Regions from separate parts of the Mus musculus genome. Here region 2 is linked to region 1. The links are chromatin loops, found by intact Hi-C in ENCODE. Cell type or tissue: left cerebral cortex. All regions are shown on one strand.

Region 1 (8,000 bases):
TGGTTTGAATGAGAATAGCCTCTACAGGCTCATATGTTTGAATGCTTGCTCCCTAGTTGGTGGAACTGTTTGGGAAGGATTAAGAGGTGTGGTCTCGTTACAGGAGGTAGAGGTGTGTGATAGTGGGTGGACTTTGATGTTTCAAAATCCCATCCCATCCCATTCCAATCTCTCTCTCTCTCTCTCTCTCTCTCTCTCTCTCTCCCTCTCTCTCTCCTCTCTCTCTCTTTCTGTCTCTTTCTGCTTGTGGTTCTTGTCTGAATGTTAGGTGTCAGCTACTGCTCCAGTACCATGTCTCCTGGACCCTGTCATGTTCCCTGTTACAATGATCATAGATTCACCCTCTGAAACTGTAAGCAAGTCCCCACCTAAATGCTTTATACATACATATACATACACACATATGTATATATACACATATATGTATATATATGCACATATATATGTGTGTGTATATATATATATATATATATTTCATGGTGTCTTTTCAAAGCATGCCTTTTGTAACCAAGATTCCTTCTTTTCTGAGACAGGGTCTCCTGGTGGGTCAAGCTGGCACTTTCAATTATCTGGAATTATAGATGTATACCACCATGAGCAAAGAGAATGATACTATTTTCACTCAAATTTGACTTTCAAGCTGCGTTGAAGGCAGGTGTGATGGCTCAGACCATTATTCCCAGCATTCAGGAGGCAGAGGTAGGCAGATCTCAGAATTCGAGGCCAGCCTGGTCTACAGAGTGAGTTCTAGGACAGCCAACATTAAACACAGAGAAACCCTGTCTCAAATAAAGACAAACAAAAAAGATGTACTGAGATTTAATTAATTTAAAAAATTAGAGAGCTGTACAGATAGCCTATATAATTGCCCTCTGGTGTGTGTGTGTGTGTGTGTGTGTGTGTGTGTGTGTGTGTGTATGTGTGTGTGTGTGTGTAATTTGAACAAGCTGAAATACATACCCAAACATATGACATGCCCATTGTTGCTAGTTTGAGGTTCTTAGGACTTTTATCTATGACTCATGGATCTAGAATAGCACCCTGGTCTTAGTGGGCCCAGATTGAACCCAGGACCTCTGCTCAGTAAGCACTTTAGCACTGAGGTAGGCCTTCAGGCCCTGGTGGGGTGGGTTTTTTATTGCAAAGGGTAGTCTGTATAAAATGCATTGCACTACACATCTGACTGTACCTTTCCCTAGAGCCCTGATGAAATCCTTTACCTAAAATCCTTTTATTTATTTATTTATTTATTTATTTATTTATTTATTTATTTTTCGGTTTTTTGAGACAGAGTTTCTCTATATAGCCCTGGCTATCCTGGAACTCACTCTGTAGACCAGGCTGGCCTCGAACTCAGAAATCTGCCTGCCTCTGCCTCCCAAGTGCTGGGATTAAAGGCGTGTGCTACCATGCCCTACTAAGTCTTTTTTTTTTATTTATTCATTTTATATTCCCTCATTGCCCCCTCCAAGTCACCCCTCCCACAACCTCTCCTCCATCCCTTTCTCCTGGGTGGGGGTCCTTCTGGGTATCCCCCCATGATGGCATATCAAGTCTCTGTGGGGCAAGACAAGGCAGCCCAGCTAGTAGAACACATCCCATGTACAGGCAACAGCTAATGGGATACCCCACACTCCAGTTGTTTGGGACCCACATGAAGACCAAGCCGCACATCTGCTACACATGTGCAGGGAGGCCTAGGTCCAGCCAGTGTATGCTCTTCGGTTGGTGGCTCAGTCTCTGAGAACCTCAAGCATCCAGGTTAGTTGACTCTATCTAGTTTCCTCGTCTATACTATGGAGGAACTAGCTCAGCTTTAATCCCATCACCTCTGATTCTAAGCAGCTTGGAGGTCTATTCACTCAGTACAGACGGTTCTAGTTGGACACTCTCACATCTGCCCATGGCAACGCCATTCTGACCTCTGCAGCACTGGTGTGCAGCTCTACCCCAGCAAGCAGGGTTATTTCCATCTCCAATTCCTGGGTGAATGGAGCTTGGGTCGGGGGAAGGAATCTACTGAAACCTTAAATCCCCTGGCTTTAGAGAATTTCTGGAGTAAATTCACTATAAGTGGGGTATGTGCTAGATTAAGAAACCACATCAGAGCAGGGTGCACGCCTTTAATCCCAGCACTCGGGAGGCAGAGGCAGGCAGATTTCTGAGTTCGAGGCCAAGCTGGTCTACAAAGTGAGTTCCAGGAAAGCCAGGGCTACACAGAGAAACCCTGTCTTGAAAAACAAACAAACAAACAAACAAAAACAAAACAAACAAACAAAAAACCAAAGAAATGAAAAGAAAAGAAAAGAAAAGAAAAGAAAAGAAAAGAAAAGAAAAGAAAAGAAAAGCACAGTGCTCAGTCACAAAATCTCCCTTCTAGGGGGTGTCTAGGATTTACAGGGCCACCTTGTCACTGGGTGCTGAGTGAAGGACCGAGGGGACCAGTGACCCAACTTCTTTAAACCTGGTGAAGATGCCAAAGGACTGTTGCCATAGAGAGTTTAGAACAACTGGTTTTTTTTTTAGATTTATTTATGTATTTTATGTATATGAGTACACTGTAGCTATACAAATGGTTGTAAGCCATCATGTATTTGCTAGAATTGAACTCAGGACCTCTGCTCGCTCTGGCCCGAAGATTTATTTATTATTATATATAAGTACACTGTAGCTGTCTACAGACACACCAGAAGAGAGGGTCAGATCTCATTAAGGATGGTCGTGGGCTACCATGTGGTTGCTGGGATTTGAACTCAGGACCTTTGGAAGAGCAGTCAGTGCTCTTAACCTCTGAGCCATCTCTCCAGCCCCAACAACTGGGGTTTTTGAGGAGAGATCCTGATTTTTTTCCCAGTCAACATTTCCTTCTTTAAATTTATTCTACTTATTATTAGCATTTTTGTGGTACAAGCACATGCCTCAGTTTGCAGGTGAAGGCCAGAGGACTTTTAGGAGTCATTTCTGTTTGTCTGCTATGGGTTCCAGGGATCCAGCTAAGGCAGTCAACTTACATGGCTCTTTACCCCTGAGCCGTCTTGCCAGCTCTGACATGAGTGGATTGTTCTACTTCTACCATCAGCATAGTTCTGTCTTAGAGACACAGGGACTTTGGACAAAGGACTGAGGGTAAAGGTATGGGGAAGAGAATTCTTTTCAAATGAAACAGGGAAAATGCTTTGGCAGGCCTGCCCTTCTTGAAGCTGCTGTGAGCATGTTGCTCATACCCGTGCAATGTCAGTAATGAAGAATTCGCTGTGCATCTGTGTCTGGGAGGGGGCAGCTCCTGCGATTATGTGAAAAGTTTAAAGATTTTTATTTATTTTTACTTCATGAGTGTATAAAAAGATGTATGCCTGCTGTCTTCGGAGGTCAGAAGAAAGAATTCAGTGTTCTGCAACTAGAGTAACAGCTGGTTGTGGGACCAGGTACTTACTCGGAACAAAACCCAGGTCCTCCGCAAAAGCAGAAAGCGTTCTTTACCTCTGAGCCATCTATCCAGACTGACTCTTTGTTGTGTTTTGTTTTGTTTTGGTGTTGTTGTTGTTTTTTGTTTTTCGAGACAGGGTTTCTCTGTGTAGCCTTGGCTGTCCTGGAACTCACTCTGTAGACCAGGCTGGCCTCGAACTCAGAAATTCGCCTGCCTCTGCCTCCTGAGTGCTGGGATTAAAGGCGTGCACCACCACGCCCGGTTTAGACTCCACTCTTGATTTCTATTTCTCCAAATTCATTCTTTAGATTTGAGCCTAGGAGAGCACTATCCTTTTACAACTCAGATGTAGAAAGGCAGGTGTCAGCCACTAAAACCACCAAGTTGTAAGAACTTTCTGAGAGGAAATGGTTCCAAGAAAAATGTGCACTTCACTACAGTACCACCTGGTGGCAGCAGACCCATCCTTTGCTGACTGCTCATGGCCGCCGGTTGAGAAAAATCTGCCTAGTCCGTGAATGGAAAAGCAGCCAAGACAGTGAAGGTGGGGAGGGGAGGTATGGTGGAGTGCGGTGAGGTGGGAGTGGGGGTGAGTGTGAGAAACCAGGTGGTGAGTGTATGTTCAGGAGCTGCGGGAGATCCTGAAACGAATGTGAGGTCTCAGCTGAGAGTCTTTCTGAGAGAAACAGGAGTTACTGACATTCAGAGCAAATCAGTTGGTGTACAGTTGCGCGAGGTGACTTAGGTCAGTTATCCCCTTACCTAGGAGGCAGAGAGGCAGAAGGATAGGGAGTTCAGGGTTAGCCTTGGATACATATGGCTTTGGAGGTCAGCTTTGACTAAACGAGAAACAGTGTCTCAAACAAACAAACAAACAGTGTTAGGAAGATGGTTCTGCTGGTACTTGCCTCCAAGCCTGATCCCTAGGACCACATGATGGAAAGAGAACCAACTCTTCCACGTTGTCATATGACCTACACACACACACACACACACACACACACACACACACACACACACACACACACACACACACTAAATAAATAAGTAAATAAGTAAATAAATGTAAAAATAGCTGATTGGTAAGTTGAGTGTGAGGAAAGCAGGCATCATCTCTTTCCTGAGATCAGAAGAAGGTATCTAGACTGGAGCTCCAGATGGTTGTGAACGACCATTTAGGTGCTGGGAACTGCTGAGCATCTCTGCAGCCCCTTTACCTCAATTTTTAAAAAAGACAAAGCAGCAAACAAAATCCTTTCCCAGTGGTGGTTACTGAAATAACTGTTTTCCTTCTTACCACTAGAGGGCAGAATATGAAAAGAAGACTTGGGCAGTGTCACTCTCCCAAACAGGCTAAATAGCCCTGGAGGAATTCTAAGTGTTAAAGAGGAGTAAGACTTGAATTTGCTAACAAATATATCTATCTGTCCAAGATATTTCTGGCTCATACATTTCCATTAACTTCTTAAAGGCTCCAGAGTAAAACCTGAGCTAATGAGAATGGCATACAAGACTCTTCCCCATTTGTCCTTGGTCTTCCCTCCTAATTTTATCCTTTTACTCTCTGCTCCGGAAGTAAGATAGTGGAAAAGCTGGGCGTTGGGGCCAGCCAATCAGAAGCCAGAGAACCATCCCACTCTGTGACAGTGTATTCATCTGTAGTTCCTATCTAGTCTATATCTTAGTAAGGCTGCGCCACCACTGCCCAGCTTTCCATAGCTTTGTTTGTTTGTTTGGTTGGTTGGTTGGTTTTTTGTTTGTTTGTTTTTGTTTTTATGAGACAGGGTTTCTCTGTGTAGCCCTGGCTGTCCTGGCACTCACTTTGTAGGCCAGGCTGGCCTCGAACTCAGAAATCTGCCTGCCTCTACCTGGCGAGTGCTGGGATTAAAGGCGTGTGTCACCACCGCCTGGCCATAGCTTTTAAAATAAATATCCTGCTATTCATAAAATGTTTTCAGCCAGGTGTGGTGACACACGCCTTTAATCCCAGCACGCGGGAGGCAGAGGCAGGCAGAGGTTTTGGGTTTGAGTCCAGCCTGGTCTACAGAATGAATTCCATGTCAGCCAGGGCTACAGAGACATCTTATTTTAAAAACAAAACAAAACAAAACAAACAAACAACAACAACAACAACAAAAGGTTCTAGATTTATTTATTTTCTGTGTATGACATTGAACCAGGGCCTCTACCTGTGGTAGGGAAGCACTCTACCACTGAGTTACACCCTCAAAACCATACTGGAACCTGACTATTGACTTACAACATGCCTGGCACAGAAACTGTAGGTTCAGATTCTGTCTTCTCTCTCCCTCCCTCCCTCCCTCCCTCTCTCTCCTCTCTTCCTCTTCCTCCCTCTCTTTCTCTCCCCCCTCTTTCTCTCTCCCCTTCCTCCCTCTTTCTCTCCTCCCTCCCTTTTTCTCTCTCACCCTCCCTTCTTTTCTCCCTTCCTCTTTCTCCCTCCCTCTCGTTCTCTCTCCCTCCCTCCTCCCTCCCTCCTTCTCCCTCCCTCCCTCCCTCTGTCCCAACCTCATTTGATTTTATTTAGTGTGTGTATATGTGTGTATGCACGGTATTTTTGTGGAGGTCAGAGAACAGCTTTGTGAAGTCAATTCTCTTCTTTCTCCCTCCACCTGTCTGTGGATTCTAGGACTCCAACTCTGTCTTTAAGCTTCCATTTCCTGTCAGCAAGCCCTTTGCCTGCAGGGACATCCAGCTGCTTCCCCCACCCCCACCCCACACCCCATCTCTGTTTCCTTGAGACAAACTTCATATAGCCCAGGCTGGCCTCAAACTCACTATGTAAGCAAAACTGGCCTTGGACTCCTGCTCTTCCCTTCCCTGCCTCCTGAGCACTGGGGTTACAGGACTATGCCACCACACCTGGGGTTTGCTGTTCTGAGACAGGCTCTCACCCTGTGCTTTTTTGGCTAACTTTACACTTCCACATCAAAGTCCATCACTGAGGAAAATCAAGGCTGAATTCAATCGAGGAGGAACCTGGAGGAGCACCACTTACTGGCTTGTTCCTCATGGTTTGGGCAACCTGCCTCCTCTTCTTCCTCCTCCTTCTTTTTTCTGTTTTTGTTCTTGTTGTTGTTTTTTTTTTTTTTTTTTTTTCAAGACAGGGTTTCTCAATGTAGTTTAGGCTGTCCTGGAACTCGCTCTGTAGACCAGGCTGGCCTCAAACTCAGAGATTCACCTGCCTCTGCCTCCCAAGTGTTGGGATTAAAGGCAGGCCTGTGCCACCACCACCTGGCTTAACGTGCTTTCTTATACACCCCAGGACCACCTACGCAGGGTGGAACCACCAACCATGGGATGGACCCTCTCACATCATTGTCAAGAAAGGCACCACAGGCTTGCCCACAGGCCAATCTGGCAGGACAGTTTTGCAGTTGGGATTCTCCCTTCTAAAAGGACTCTAATTTGTGTCAAGTTGACATGAAAGCCAGCCAGCACAAACTCACTGTGTAGTAAAAGGCTTCCCTTGAATTTGCAGGCCTCCTGCCTCAGCCTCAGTACTGGGATTAAAGGCAAGAGCCGCCATACTCAGGCACATTATCTTTTGCTCTCTAAAAGTCTAAAGTTGAAAGAGGAAAGGGCTGGATATAGTCCACCAGGAGAGTCCTTGCTTAGCACTGGAGGGAGGAGCTAGGCTCCATCCCTGACACTGTGCTTACTCAGCACTGGAGGACCTAAGTACCATCTCAGCACTGCCAAAGGAAAGAAGGCACAACAGCAAGCAGGCAAGCAAGACAATGGGAAGGGTGAGAACGGGACCCAAGGTTTTTACCTAAAAAGAAACTGTAAGCTCAGTATCTCAAAGAAGAAAATGAAACACAGAGACTAAACTCAGTTGTAGAATATTACCTAGCATATGTGAGACTCCCCAGCACCGAAGAAAAACAATACTAAGAACAAACATTTTAATTTTAAAGAAAGGAAGCAACTGATAATTCTAAATGAGGCCCCAGCCCGGGGAAACAGCTAAGTCATGCTAATGACTAAGCATTAGGGTGAAAATGCCAAAATGTTGTCTTGCTCCTCAGGCCTTTCTGGGATATATTATATCTTAGAATAAAACAGCTGAGCTAAGTGGAGTGAGTTGCTTTTTTGTAAAATTGTTGTCAAAATGCCTAACTGGCACACGAACCACTTATCTGTTTATGTTGGGGGGGGGGGGAAACTTAGGTATTCTTCCAGGCAGCTCCTGGCCCCTGCCTGTTTTTTTTTTTTTTTTTTAATCTTCTAGAGTAGCTTTGGCCTTGTTATCTAGTACTTACTGTGGGTTTGTCTTCTCTGGAATTTTATCATTTTTTTTTCCAGGCTAGGTTTCCTTGTGTAGCCCTGTCTGTCCTGGAACTCACTATGTAAACCAGGCTGTCCTTGAATTCACAGACATCCACCTGCCTCTGCCTCCTGAGTGCTGGGATTACAGTGCACCACTATACACAACTTAGACTGTCCGTTCTTTGAGGACAGGATAGCTTGTCTGTTCCCAGCAGCACAGCACAGCGTGTCCAGCAGTAGATGGTGATATAGCAGAGATACTTGACGCAGGAAGGAAGGAAGA
Region 2 (8,000 bases), 310 kb after region 1:
CTGTACTGTGTCTCTGTCCTTCACCTACCTAAGGCATTCTCTAATTGGCTTTAATAAAAATCCAATAGTCAACAAGTTGGGTAAGAAGTGGAAGGTAGGACTTCCTGGGAGGAAGAAAGGAACTCTGGGAGGAAGAAGGCAGAAAGCCTTTACACCAGGACATGGGAGGAGACAGATATGATCACAGGCCTAGAAAGTGTAACTCATCACCTTCTGGCTGGCTGGAGCTAGGTAGTTAGTTTAACTTAGGTGATGTATTGGCTAGTTCTGTGTCAACTTGACACAGCTGGGGTTATCACAGAGAAAGGAGCTTCAGTTGAGGAAATGCCTCCATGAGATACAACTGTCAGGCATTTTCTCAATTAGTGATCAAGGGGGAAAGGCCCCTTGTGGGTGGGACCATCTCTGGGCTGGTAGTCTTGGGTTCTATAAGAGAGCAGGCTGAGCAAGCCAGGGGAGGCAAGCCAGTAAAGAACATCCCTCCATGGCCTCTGCATCGGCTCCTGCTTTCTGACCTGCTTGAGTTCCAGTCCTGACTTCCTTGGTGATGAACAGCAGTATGGAAGTGTAAGCTGAATAAACCCTTTCCTCCCCAACTTGCTTCTTGGTCATGATGTTTGTGCAGGAATAGAAACCCTGACTAAGACAGGTGAGCTAGTTGAGAGTGTACCCAGCCAAGGCCTAAGGCTTTGAAATATTAAAAGGTCTCTGTGTGGTTATTTGGGAAAAAACTGGTTAGGGAATAATTTCCACTGTAGTAATTTCCACCACTAATCAATATATACAGAATATAATAATCATTTAATCTTCACACCAGTCTTCAAAGCTTGTTTCTTGTGTGTGTGTGTGTGTGTGTGTGTGTGTGTGTGTGTTTCAAGACAGGGTTTCTCTGTGTAGCCCTGGCTGTCCTGGAACTCACTCTGTAGACCAGGCTGGCCTCGAACTCAGAAATCCGCCTGCCTCTGCCTCCCAAGTGCTGGGATTAAAGGTGTTACCACCACCACTGCCCAGCTCAAAGTTGGTTTCAAATGCCAGACATTAATGCTATTTCTTCTATCACCTGGAAATATCTGTTTCCCTCCAATTCTATCTTTACTCTAGCACCATCCAGTTCTGTTTCTAGGTTATGAGTGGGTTCTTCATTTATCTTTCACCATTAAACTGTAAGGTTTTTTTTTGTTTGTTTGATTTGTTTTGTTTTGTTTTAGTTCAAGAACCATGCCTAATCCCACCTGTCATCACAGTGCCCTAGGTACAAGATGGGACTAGAGGAAGAGGCAAAATCAAGTGGCTGTAGTGATTAACTAGTGAGATTTCTTATAGGCAAACACTTAAAACCAACTGGTTATACATTTCCAGCAAGTATGGACTATGTATTTGCAACCTGTTAGCTTTAACAAGTTTGAAGAACTTTGTTGTGTTGCTTGTTTTTTCAGGAGGTGATTTGGGCCCTAAGGCTTTCCTTTTGGCTAAGCAAACAATTTACTTGTTTTTATTTCTGTATGCATACATTCAATATCAACTCACCAATGTCTTATTTTCTAGCCAGTAAATAAGACTGATCCTTATCCTTGGATATTTCACATTGTAACTCAAGGAGAAAGTTCTATTAAAAATGTTAATTGCCTCACTTGGACCAAAGCAAAGTTGGACAGTATAGCATAGAAGCATCAGAGGAAGAAATAACTCTAGGATTGGAAAGTGTTTTAGCTAAGTTAACTTTTACGTTGGGCTTGAACTAGAAAGTTTTGTCAAGTAGTAAAAGCAGACTTATTTCAGGCAGAGGCACAAAGAACCGAAAATGTTACAGGCTATCTGATCACACTGTGTATCTCAAGATTGTGTTATTTACTGAAGGAAAAAAAAAAAAAAAAGACCTGTTTCTAGTCATGATATGGCTCAGCATTAGCACACAACTTTAATTTGTCTGGCAGGAATACAGACTTACCCTGAATCCCAAACAATGAAGATAAATTTAGTTTGTAGAAAGAAGCACCCATGTTTGAAAGTGATATCTAATTGGTGGCAAACAAAGTGATGAATCAGAGAAATATTTGACAGAATAGGATCTGCCCAACTCTCAAAGGAGAGAGGAAAGGGAAGCTACTTAAGTGTGCAGTGCAGAGAGAGAGGAAGTAGAAAGGAGGCAGTTTTACCAGGACAGTTATAAAGAGAGGTTTCAGAGAGGGAACATGGTAGACACAGGTGAAGACAGAACAAACCAGAGAATAAGGAGCCAAAAGATCAGAATATACTGCCAAAGTTTGTATTATACAAAACAGAGCAATTTAGGAGAAGCTGAGAGAAGCCAGATTGAATCAATTAATGTAAAGCCAAGTTTTGAGCCAGGAACAGCTGAGTTGACTAGCCAGCCAGAGTTCAGAAAGACCTAGAAAGGGTGAGCTTATTTAGCAGTGACAACATTCTAGGCTTAGATAAGATTCTATAGAGGCTAGAGGCTTCTAGGACTAGGCCTAGGTTAGCAGAAAAAGGCAGTAAAAATAAGAGATGACAATTACTATAGGAGAATAAAAGTTACTTTTACAAGAATAAGTGGAAACAAGTTTCACATTTGAGGAGCATTGAGTAGTTGTGCATTGCTGGAACAAAGGTAGAATTGGGGGTTAAAGCTATCAAGTAGTCTTACTGTTATGGTTCCACAATGCTAGGTATCCTACCATGACAGCTCTATAGCCAGGAAACTGGATTATCCATTAACTAGATATGGTAGATATAATTTATCAGTTTTCTCTGCCCTTGGCAATAAACTAATAATGGGGGGGGGCTAGGGGGTGTCAGGAAAAAAATCAATAGTGGCCTTTTAAGAGGAAGTGTGCACTTTGGAACTAAAGATAGTGCTGTGCTTCTGGTCTGTGGAAGCAGGAGGATGTAAAGGCACTGTGACAACTCTACTGGTTGTCACCATGGCTGGATTTAAAGGTGTCTAGAACTGGTGAAAGGCATCTGAGTGAATGTGGAGATGTGTACAGAGAGGACTAACATGTGAGAGCAAGTAGGGAGTGGGGAGATCCACTCTTAAGTGTGGACGGTCCCTCCCAAATGGCATCCCAGTTGAAAAAGGAAGAAGCCAGAGGAAAGCAGCAAATGCTTGCCCCGGCTCATTTCTATTTGAATGATTCATCTATATTTGCTGCCATCTACTGACAACAAACTCCATTGTCTTCAGTCATTCCTTATAGACCAGTGGCTCTCCAGGGAGCTCTCAGGCTTTCTGCACTAGATTGGAACTGCTAACACGTCCCATCTACTGTTTTGAGAACTTGGTCCTGTGTGCTGTGTTGCACCAGAGAATATACGTCTATGAACATGCTTTGTGTGTGTGTGTGAATTCGGTTGGTTCTGTATCTCTAGAAAACTCTGCTTAATACAGGTACCATTCCTAGTGTTTGGATTACTTGTTAAGAGAAAGCTTAGCCTATTTCCTAGGAGCAAAGAAAATGGAGGTGAAACCAGTTGCATAGATTATTAATTGGTTTGTAACAAATGAATCCCAGGAGCACTTAGCTGGGTGTTCACTCAATACTTATTATTCACTCAGTGCTGTTGTACAGCGAATACATGAAGATCCAAGCAGCTTCAGTCTCACAACTGTTGTTTTGACCTGGATGGCTGTAAAACTGAAGGTACATTGCAGTGCCTAATGTGAGCTCTAATATGGCTTGGGCCCCCTCAAAGGAGAGTAGTTTCAGGGTTGGCTTCTTGCATAGCAGCCCAGGGCTCTAAAAGGATGCTAGGCTTGGAGCTGGCAATAGTGTAATGCCACTATGTTACACTCTCTTGATGCATTAAAGGACAACCCAGATTCCAGGAGAGGAACTAGATTCCTCTTCTGGGGAAGCAGCAGCAAAGAATCTGCAGTCATCTTCAAGCACCTCTTCCAATTCTGGTGACTAGCTAGCTGAACATGTGGGCACAAGGAACAGGACAGAACACCAAGAAAGAATGTTGATACTGGCTGGAATCAGGAGCCAGACCAAAAATTCAACCTATTCATACTTTATAAAAATATAACATCTAGTAAAGTAAAAATAAGTTAAAGTATGCAACAATTGCAAATGAAGTCAAAGTCATATCTTACTCCTATTATGACAGGATTAAAAGAAAACCTAAATAAAGCTTTCTTGCCTATCAGTTGAAGCAACAGGAAATTTTTGTGAGTTACCCGCTATTTATGAAGCATTTTGTTTTTTAGATTATTTGTGAGATCCAAGTGCAGGTCCTCATGAAGGCTAGAAGAATGTGTTAATGCTCTGCAGTTAACAGATGGTTGTGAGCTGCCAGATGTGGGAGTTGAGAATCAAACTCAGGTCTTCTGCAAAAGCAGTACTTACTCCTAACTGCTGAAATCTGTTTAGCCTAAATATTTTCCTTAAATTACTACAAAATATAAACTAGTACAACGCCTATGATCCTGGGAGACAGAGACAAGAGGATCCTAATTTTTAGACTAGCCTGTGATACAATAGAGTTCCAGCCCAGCCTAAGCTACATGGAGAGAACCTGTCTAAAAGGGGGTAAGTGGAGGGAGGCTGGGGACATACCAGTGATAGAATGCTTGTCTAATATGCCCAACACTGGAACTGTAAAACCAAAACAACTAAATCAGCTGCTTCCTCAAAGACTAAAGCTTGATTCAAATTTCATTAAAACAATTGCAATTCTGAAAAATAAAATGTCCTCAGTCAACAGCTTTTGAAGAGGCATAGTCCAGCTCAGAGGAAACTGAGTTGCTGTGGGGAGCTTTCGCTGGGTGTCTTCTATCTATAATCCTTATTCTGCATATATGTATACATATACATATATATAGTATTACCTATTTATAGTGCTTACTGTGCACTTGTAATATTATCTTTTCTACTGATAATCAGTTCCTCGGGTTTTTTAATTAAAAACTGTATTATTATGGAGGGCAACATGTGTGTCTATTGAGTATTGCTAAAATTCCTTCACTGGAGGAGACTGTTTATGTCTATATAGAGACAATATAAAAATATTATGCCTATATAAATATAGAGAACATAAAATACATATAGACAAGTTACCCCATCCTCCTGCAATCCCAAGCTGAGGCATTGCTCTACCAAAGTTCATCGGGGAACCAATGGTTTATTAAGCTTGCTTACAGCAATGGATGAGGGGCTGCCACACCCTCACCCATGACTCACCCACGGTTGTGTTGACAGAGACCCCTGGTCCTTTCCACCTGACAGTCCCTGAGACCTTGAGACTATTTAGGGCAGAATTGGATACAACTGGTTGGGAAAGGTGTCTGAATACTCAGGTGAGAGTCCCATGACCTTCCATGTTCCTCCTATGAGAGAATGTCAGAGGTCAACAAACACAGTTGTGATCTTTGCAAGTCAGTCGAACAGAACACGGGAAGATGGCAGCAAGTGTGTGGCTCAGATGCAACGCTGTGGCTTCCACAGACCTAACAGATGGTCAGGCTTGCCGAGCACATGTCTTAACCATTTCACAGCTCAGTTCCTTGGCTTTAAGATGCAACAAGTCAGCCCTGTGGTGGTGCATGACTTTAATCCAAGCATTCTGACCATCGATTTGGGGATGGGGGGTGTTGTCCAGTGCAGAAGCAGGTACGTCTCTGAGTTCAAGGCCACCCTGGTCTACAGAGCGAGTTCCAGGAATGCCAGGGCTACACAGAAAAACTGTTACTGGTTTTCCTGCTGGTCCCCTTTTAGAACAGCATTAGCAACAACACTGTCTCCATACCTCCTGCCTGCAGGTTTTTATTCTTTAGTTCTAGGGTAGAACCAGTTATGTGCCATAGCTGATTTGTTAGGTTTAATTGTTATAGAATTTTTAGGAACTTTGTGAGACTCACCCTGGTGGCCTGAAATTGGCACAGTGGAAATGCTTATCAGAAAAATTAACAAATATTATATAAATCCGTTGCCACTCTGAACACTGGCTTTTTAAAGAATTGACCAGCATTTTGCAAAGTATGAGGCCAGGGAGTGTGTACTTTAAAAAAAATCTTTACAAAGCTAGGCATGGTAGTACTGAGATGCCAAAGCTTTTAAATTCAGACTCTATTTTAGAGAACCTGACCTAAGTTTGAACTTAGGTAGACTAACAGGCTGCTATAGCATTAGTTTCCAAGTTGCCCCCCAACTAACAGGCTGCTATAGCATTAGTTTCCAAGTTGCCCCCCAACAGATCCTGAGCCTAGCTCCAGTCTCTAAGCTAATCCCCAACAAGAGCATAGTTTCCAGGTTATTCCCCCAACAAACCTGCACCCCCAGGTTACAAGCCCACCTTCTACCTAATGATCACCAATGCAGAGGGGAGCAGAAGTTAAATTTATGATCTGACTCCCAGCACCAGACAATTATTTTAAAGGCCACAGGAACTTTCCAATTAGATGTTTGCACACGTATTCTGTGCTTGCTGCTTACTATAAAGCCTTGCCCTGATAGATGTTCTAGCCCCCCCCCCCAAACCATCCTGTGTGACAGTGGTGTGTTGGGGGGAGGGGGTGGCGAGCTAGTTCGAATAGAATAAAAGACTCTTCTGTGAGTTGCATCAGATTGGCTCCTGTGTGTGCTCTTGGGGAGCGCTAACATTTCCCTGGCATAACGGTACATGCCTGTAATCCCAGTGCTCACGAGGCTTAGGCGGGAGGATAATGAGTTCAAGATCAGTCTGGGCTATAAAGAGAAGAACTGTCTAAAAATACTGAGAAACAGTAAGTGTGGACGACTTCATCTTAAAGGCTTCAAAAGACGATTAAAAATACAGTCTACTCTGTCAAGGCAATGGTGATAGGTATGAGGGGGATCAGTGTGTTCATGGAAACTCAGCCTTCTAAAAGGATGTATTTATATCCCTTTGCCCTGTAAGGGCAGGAATTTGTCAGCACAGTGCCTGGCTTATATAAGATTGTCCAGATAATACTAGAGGAAGTAAATACAGTCCAGAGCATTTACAGTTCTAGGAAATAGTAAAATGAAGAATAAACCTTAGACTCCTTTCACTATGTCATGTTCTTTATTCCTATTAAATTACTAGTCATATGCTTGGCTTATCAACACATGAGGAGTGTTTAAGTGAGGGGTGGAGAGTAAGCAGCCAGTTTTTAAGAGAGAACCCTGCTTTTGTGCCACTATCTGGTTCTCAGTCCTTTCATGACACTTACTTCATCAGAACCTAGAATAAGTGCCTTGTAGGTTTGATCAGCACCTCATTTTTCAGATGCTGAAACTGTCTCATGGAAGTGAAACACTTTGCTCAACATCTAAAGTTAGCTTTCTGTCTGGGAAGGCATTTTGTCAGAACAAGCTGTTCCTTTTGCATTAAAAGTATGTTCCAGGTATGCCGCTAGGGACGATCCTTAGACTCTGCCTGATTTTGTTTCCTTTACTTAAGTAAAATGCTAGATCCCATTCCTTGGACACCCCATACGTGTAGCTCAAGCTCTCAATGTGATCTTCCCATTTGTTCTCCAGCCAGGACACACTGGTATAAAATAACTAATTGTTAAATGCTTAGATATTTCCATGTGGTGAACAGTAGCTTGTTAGAGCCCCTCTAAAAGTTCAAAATCCAGACAGGTTAATGTCTGGCACAGCAGGGGACTTCCAGACCCTATTCTAGGTTAGTCAAAATGGTTGACTGTGCCATATAAGTTATCTTCTTCTATACCAATAGCCACATTGTTTTCCTGCTTTCTAAACCCTGTTTATTTTGTTTTTGGTGTGGGAGATTTAGCCCAGAACCTCACACAAGTAAGCACATGCTCTATCATTGAGCCAAATCCCCATCTGTTCTCTAAACTTTGATTCAAAACTTAACTCTGACCTGACATTCACCCCTGGACAGTGCCTGTGTGTTCCTGCTATCTCTACTGTCTGGTCTCTTACCTATAGCTAGTTCTTTGCCTATAACCATGCTCCAATTGCTGACTGAGTCTGGTTTGAGTGCTGCTAGTTCTTTGCTACACAATTTACCATGCTTCCATA

The links. Peaks named below come from ENCODE experiments on the same cell type or tissue, not always from the same donor. Only the 100,000 strongest peaks of a DNase experiment are listed, where the experiment ranks them.
Region 2: it touches region 1 in a loop (2.3-fold over the local background); 10 of 42 quality-filtered maps call a loop at or near these places.

The regions. Positions count from the first base shown.
Region 1 is chr11:77,626,458-77,634,457 of GRCm38, reverse strand. No RefSeq gene overlaps it. Among named protein-coding and RNA genes, the nearest start is that of Taok1, 23 kb to the right of the region's middle. In left cerebral cortex, CTCF peaks have their summits at 3,875 (motif pointing left) and 4,724 (motif pointing right); DNase peaks (open chromatin) are centred at 3,896 and 4,800; H3K4me3 peaks cover 455 bases; H3K27ac peaks cover 544 bases.
Region 2 is chr11:77,313,036-77,321,035 of GRCm38, reverse strand. The region is part of intron 1 of Ssh2 (slingshot protein phosphatase 2); the gene reads right to left. Among named protein-coding and RNA genes, the nearest start is that of Gm24989, 72 kb to the right of the region's middle. In left cerebral cortex, CTCF peaks have their summits at 3,157 (motif pointing left) and 5,851; DNase peaks (open chromatin) are centred at 3,891, 4,381, 6,699, 7,344 and 1 more place.